2 separate regions of the Homo sapiens genome follow, and region 2 is linked to region 1. Evidence: read pairs that join two places in POLR2A ChIA-PET (ENCODE). Cell type or tissue: PC-9. All regions are shown on one strand. Each heading gives the region's core, and the rest is flanking DNA. Links, peaks and the distances in the headings are about the cores only. Region 1 overlaps LOC102723568 (a long non-coding RNA gene). Region 2 overlaps LOC102723568 (a long non-coding RNA gene).

Region 1 (2,921 bases), core at 245-2,744:
GTGGCACGTGCCTATAATCCCAGCTACTTGTGAGGCTGAGGCAGAAGAATCGCTGGAACCTGGGAGGTGGAGGTTGCAGTGAGCCAAGATTGCACCACTGCGCTCCAACCCCAGCAGAGCAAGACTCCATCTCAAAAATAAAATAAAATTAAATAAAATAATCAGGCATTGTCCTTAAGTTCCAAAAATTGCCAGGTGAATGGAAGGAGGCACAGGGGATATGATAGAAGTCTGTTGAGGATACATTAGGGGCCAAAGAAGGGCATAGTGGGTTCTTCCAGAGAGCAGTCAGGAAAGCCTACACGGAAGAGCTGAGGCTACACTCAGGTCATGGCAGATGAGTAGATGTTCATCAAATCAAGGTGCTGAAGAAGGAAACAGCATGCAGAGACAGCAGGATGCACAAAGGCCTGAGTGTGTGCAATAGCCTTGTATAATCTGGCAAGTGCACTTTGGTTGGGGTGGTGGGAATGTAGGGTACAGAGTGGTGAACTCCATGAGAGAAGAAGCTGGGAGTCCTAGAACAGTTCTCTTTGAGCAAATGCTGACCTGCTCAGGACAAAAGGACATCAGATGCTGCACAATTGTTGGTGGCAACAGAAGAACAACTCACCAAGTCCTAACTCCATTGCCCACTATTCACACCGGCCGGCCACAGCTCTGTTGCCTGCGATGGGTCTGGAAACACTTCTCTAGGGTTTTCCTGGGACTCTACAACACTTGGATTGATTTCTTTCTGTATCAGGTCATACTCCTTAGAGGCAGCACTAAATGGAAGGCATTTGTTTAAATTCTGATACCTTGATTGAATTTTTCTTCATAACAGGACCAGATTTTTCACTGTCTGCACATTCATTGCTCAGGCACAAGATTAAGAAATAAATTTGTTGTTTATAAGATGAGGACCCACAATATTCAGTAAGGAGAGATGAGTTGTCAACAAGGGAATCAAGAGTTATCAAATGTCTAAAATGTGCCAGATGCTTTTTAACTTTTTCACAACCCAGTGTGGAATTTAGATATTTACCCCTCTGATTACAAATTCATACTCCTTCCACTTATACCACCTTGCCTCCAAGGTCTCTTCTCAAAGAGCCTTTGCTTCCAAGGAGCCAAAAAGAAAGGAAAGTGAGGAGAAGAAAGTGGTCTTCCCTTCTCCTAATGTCTTATGGAGGCTGCTGATAAACAAAGACCCAGAGTTCCAGTTTAGATTTATGTGAGGGAAAAGTCTAAGGCTTGGAGCTAATACAAGAGCATAGCTAGACTATCTTGGCTACCTACAAAGTTGGGAAAAGCACCACAGACACTTTGGCTCCTAGTATTAAGTGGAAACATGAAGAGAAAAGAGTTCGCTTACAGATATAGTGAAGTTTTGGAACAAAGATAGATAGAAAAGAATGTAGCAAAAGAAACAAAAAAAATTTCTTCTCTTTCAGAACCTATTCCTTTTGCCTATTTTGCAAAGAGAATTTTCCCCCATTAAATGGTATCATTCTCCTTATTTTGTCTACCTTTTTCATTCTTTCCTAGATTCCTTTCTTCTATATTTCTTTATTCCTTCTTTGCATTCTCCCTTTTCTCCTCTCTCTTTTTTTCTTTCTTGGTCCTTCAAGCTCTTTCTTAAAGTTCAAATTGAAATACCAGCCTTAATCCCTGGGAAGCAGCTCTGTTTTCCCTGCCATGGCATTGCACAACTTGTGGTGTGGCTCGCTGCCACCATTAGCTGTGCAGTGAGGTTTTATGTAGCCAGGGAACATCTTGTACAATGCAATTTTTTATCAAAACCAAATAGCATAACAATGCATACAGGGCTTCGTTCACCTCAACTTCATAAAGATTTCACTATGATAAAAACAATGAAGTTGACATCTAAAATCCATCTCTCTTTGAAAATAAATGGCCCCAGTGCCTCTCCCTTCCCTCTCCACCCTTCCCAGGTCCCCTTCCAAAGCCCCCACTTGCTCACCGACCCCCCCTTCTTATCATCAAGTGCTTCCTTTGGCTTCCAACTGTTCAGGTTTCACCAGTCTGGTGACCCATTAGGACAGGGTTGCACCACAATGGGGTGAGGCTAGACGAGAGGGGAGGAAAAGTCCTGCGTGGAAAGTCCCAGTGAAGCTGGGTTTGACTCCCCTACAATCATAGCCTCCATAATCCTGGCAAAGTAGGAACGACTTAGAGATAAGTACAGTCAAGTGTCACTTAATAACGAGGATTTGTTTTAAGAAATGTGTAGTTATGTGATTTTGTCATTTACACACATCATAAAGTGTACTTACACAAACCTAGATGGTATAACCTACTACACACCTAAGTTATATGGTATAGCCCATTGCTGCTAGGCTACAAACCTGGACAGCATGTTGCTTTATGGGATACTGTAGGCAATTGTAACACAATGGTAAGTATTTGTGTATCTAAGTATATCTAAACATAGAAGCAGTACAATAAAAATGCAGTATTATAATCTTATGAGACCACCATCATATACACAGTCCCTCATTGACTGAAACGTCATGACTGTATTCTTATTGCAGGGATCAGGACAAGAGTCACAGGCAGGAGCATCTACAGAGCTGAGCAAGTTTCAGCCCCTGGTTCAAGACGGGCCTGGCCCTGCCCATCAACATAGAGGTATCCTTAGCCAGGAAACTCCAAAGAGAGGAACAGGATGCACTTAGTCAAGATCAGGATGCAGTGAGTTGAGAATGCACTAATTTGAGAGCCCAGGATTCATGGCTCAGGCCAGGTTGTCATGGTATTAGACCCCCAGAAGGCAACGATAAAGGACAGGCTTTTCTCCCCACCAATTCCTTCCAAGTGATCCCCAACAATAGGGCTAAATGGGACTCAGAGCTTTCTCTACCTTGAGAGAATCCTTGCCTTAAACTCCCAGAAAAGCCACAGAGCTCCCAACAGGA
Region 2 (2,921 bases), core at 248-2,747, 55 kb before region 1:
CAAATACAGGAGTCACAGAATAGTAGTCTTGAAAGAAAAAACTGATGGCTAATAGATTCTAATGGAAAAAGGCCAAACTGAAGCTAGTGCTGATGAATAGTGCTGTCAAGGTCACATGACTTTTCAAGGCAAACCGAGAATTCAGTGAGACTCCCAGAGCTTCTGGTTTGATGTTTGAATGACCACATGTAGATTTGGAGAAAATACACATATCTTTTATGTAAAATCTGATGTTTTTCAACATTTCCAGGTTGACTGGAATCTTGCCCTGCTCTCCTGACTTGTATGTGAATGTATGTATATGAATCAGGGCACTCAGGTGAACCACTTTAATCTGGAAATGTTAAAAAAATCTTTCGTAGAAGTAGAGAAAAATTAAATGATCCAAGCCTCCACTGCAAGTTTCAATGTGTCATGATTTTCTGTGTTTTCGCTTGTTGAAAATGTTCTATCTCCAAAGAGCCTTCTCTTGGTTAGAGACCTAGTCAGGGCCACTTGGATCAATTAGCTGTAAAGGAAGAGCTCACGTGGTCAGTGCCTTGAGGCTGAGATATGATACCAGTGAAACCTCTCTCAGGATGCAGCTGAAGAGATTATACATATGGACAAATGCTATACGGGAAATGGCTGTTATCTTTTAGCCTACTAATATACTATTACAACGCTAGGACAGGGAGCAGATCTTCAATCACAGAGTCCCCAGCAGCTAGCAGAGTAGGTCCTCAGTAAGCACTAGCTGTGGGAATGAATAAACCACTGACTTCACTACATTCTTTACATATAGTAGCCAAGCAAAGGGCAACAGAGTTAAGGGGAAAGAACAAATTTAAAGAAAGATCATCTCTTTTGACCCAGAATAGTGATAAGCTGAAAAGTGTTCTTTAAGAATATCACTAGTTCTGCCTCCTTGTTTAGAGATTCAAGTGGGCTTCTCTTTAAACTAGTTCTTCAGACTTAATTGATGATCCCCTCTGAGCCTTGTTGTCTTCATTTGAAAATGTAATTGATACAATATTTCCCTCATGAGGATTAAGTGAGGGAACGTAGGTGAAGCACCAGAAATGTCTCAGGTTTGTGGAAAACCCTAACTAAACATTATGATATAAACTTTCTGTCCCGACACCCTTTTCTGTAAAATGTAAGTAAAGCACTTAGCATTGTGTCTGGAATATATTACATGCTGATTTATTATAATCAATTATAATCAATGCATATTACCCAATAAATGATGATGGATATGGCTTTTTATTTGTGTTTACATGGTTGAATAGATTCTTTGTTTATTTCTATTTTTAATTGTGACCGTAATGGCATACAGCAAAAGCAGTGCTTATAGGCAAGTTTATGGTGTTAAATGCCTACATCAAAAAGATAAAAAGATCTCAAATTAACAACCTAATGTCATGCCTCAAGGAATCAGATGAACAAGAACAAATCAAACCCCAAACTAGCAGAAGAAAAGAAAGGACAAAGATCAGAGCAGAATTCAATGAATTGAGACAAAAAAAAGACACAAAGGATCAATGAAATGAAAAGTTGATTATTTGAAAGGATAAAAAAATTGATAGACCACTAGCAAGATTAACCAAGGAAAAAAGAAAGAAGCTATTAACAAGCACAACCAGAAATGATTAAGGTAACATTACAACTAATACTACAGAAATTCAAAAGATCATCAGTGATTACTCTGAGCATTTCTATGCACACAAACTATAAAAACCTATAGGAAGTGATAAATTCCTAGAAACATACAATGACCCAAGATTGAGCCAGGAATAAATAGAAATGCTGAACAGATCAATAATGAGTAGTCAAACTGAATCAGTAATTTAAAATCTCCTGACAACAACAACAACAAGCCCAGGACCAGACAGATTCATAGCCAAATTTTACTAGACATATAAAAAGAGCTGGCAGCAATCTTACTAAAATTGTTCCCAAAAATCAAGGATAAAGATTCCTCTCTAACTCATTCTATGAAACCACTATCACCCCCTATAGCAAAATTAGGCAAGAGCACAACAACAAAAGCAAAGTTACAGACCAATATCCCTGACAAACATAGTTGCAAAAATTCTTAACAAAATACTAGCAAACTGAATCCAGCAGCACATTAAAAAACTAATCCTCTATGATCAAATAAGTTTTATCTCTGAGACACAAGGCTGGTTCAACATAGGTAAATCAATAAATGTGATTCATCATATAAACAGAACTAAAAACAAAAACCACATAATCATTTCAATTGATGCAGAAAAGGCATTCAATAAAGTTCAATATCCCTTCATGTTCAAAACCCTCAATAAACTAGGCATTGAAGGAACTTACTTCAAAATAATAAGAGCTGTCTATGACTAATGCACAGCCAATGCCACACTGAATGGAGAAAAGTTGAGAGCATTCCCCCTAAGAGCTACAATAAAACAAAGATGCTTACTTTCATCATTTCTATTCAACATATTACTGGAAGTCTTAGCCAGAGCTATCAGGCAAGAGAAAGAAATAAAAGTCATTCAAATTGGAAAAGAGTAAGTAAAATTATTCCTGTTCATTAATGACATGCTCTTTATTCTAGAAAACCCTAAAGATGCTGCCAAAAGAATCCTAGACTTGATAAATGACCTCGGTAAGGTTGCAGGATATGAAATGAATGTGCAAAAATCAGTATCACTTCTATGAATCAATAATGTTCAAGTTGAGAATAAAATCCATAACTCAATCCCATTTCAATAGCCATAAAAAATACCTAGGAATATGTTTAACCAAAGAGGTAAAAGATATCTACAAGGAGAACTATATAACACTGATGAAAGAAATCACACATGATAGACACAAGTGGAAAAACATCTCATAAGCATGGACTGGAAGAATTAATGTTAAAATGACCATACTTCCCAAGGAAATCTACAGATTCAATGCAA

What was found. ChIA-PET counts read pairs that join two places held together with the same protein. Peaks named below come from ENCODE experiments on the same cell type or tissue, not always from the same donor. Only the 100,000 strongest peaks of a DNase experiment are listed, where the experiment ranks them.
Region 2: POLR2A ChIA-PET joins it to region 1 with 10 read pairs; 3 of 35 experiments call an interaction of 5 or more read pairs at or near these places.

The regions. Positions count from the first base shown.
Region 1 is chr11:34,749,266-34,752,186 of GRCh38, reverse strand. All of the region lies in intron 5 of LOC102723568 (a long non-coding RNA gene), which reads right to left. Among named protein-coding and RNA genes, the nearest start is that of EHF, 130 kb to the right of the region's middle. In PC-9, for the core only: no CTCF peak of the experiment used is centred there; DNase peaks (open chromatin) are centred at 1,716 and 2,316; H3K27ac peaks cover 610 bases.
Region 2 is chr11:34,803,782-34,806,702 of GRCh38, reverse strand. All of the region lies in intron 6 of LOC102723568 (a long non-coding RNA gene), which reads right to left. Among named protein-coding and RNA genes, the nearest start is that of APIP, 110 kb to the left of the region's middle. In PC-9, for the core only: no CTCF peak of the experiment used is centred there; no DNase peak of the experiment used is centred there.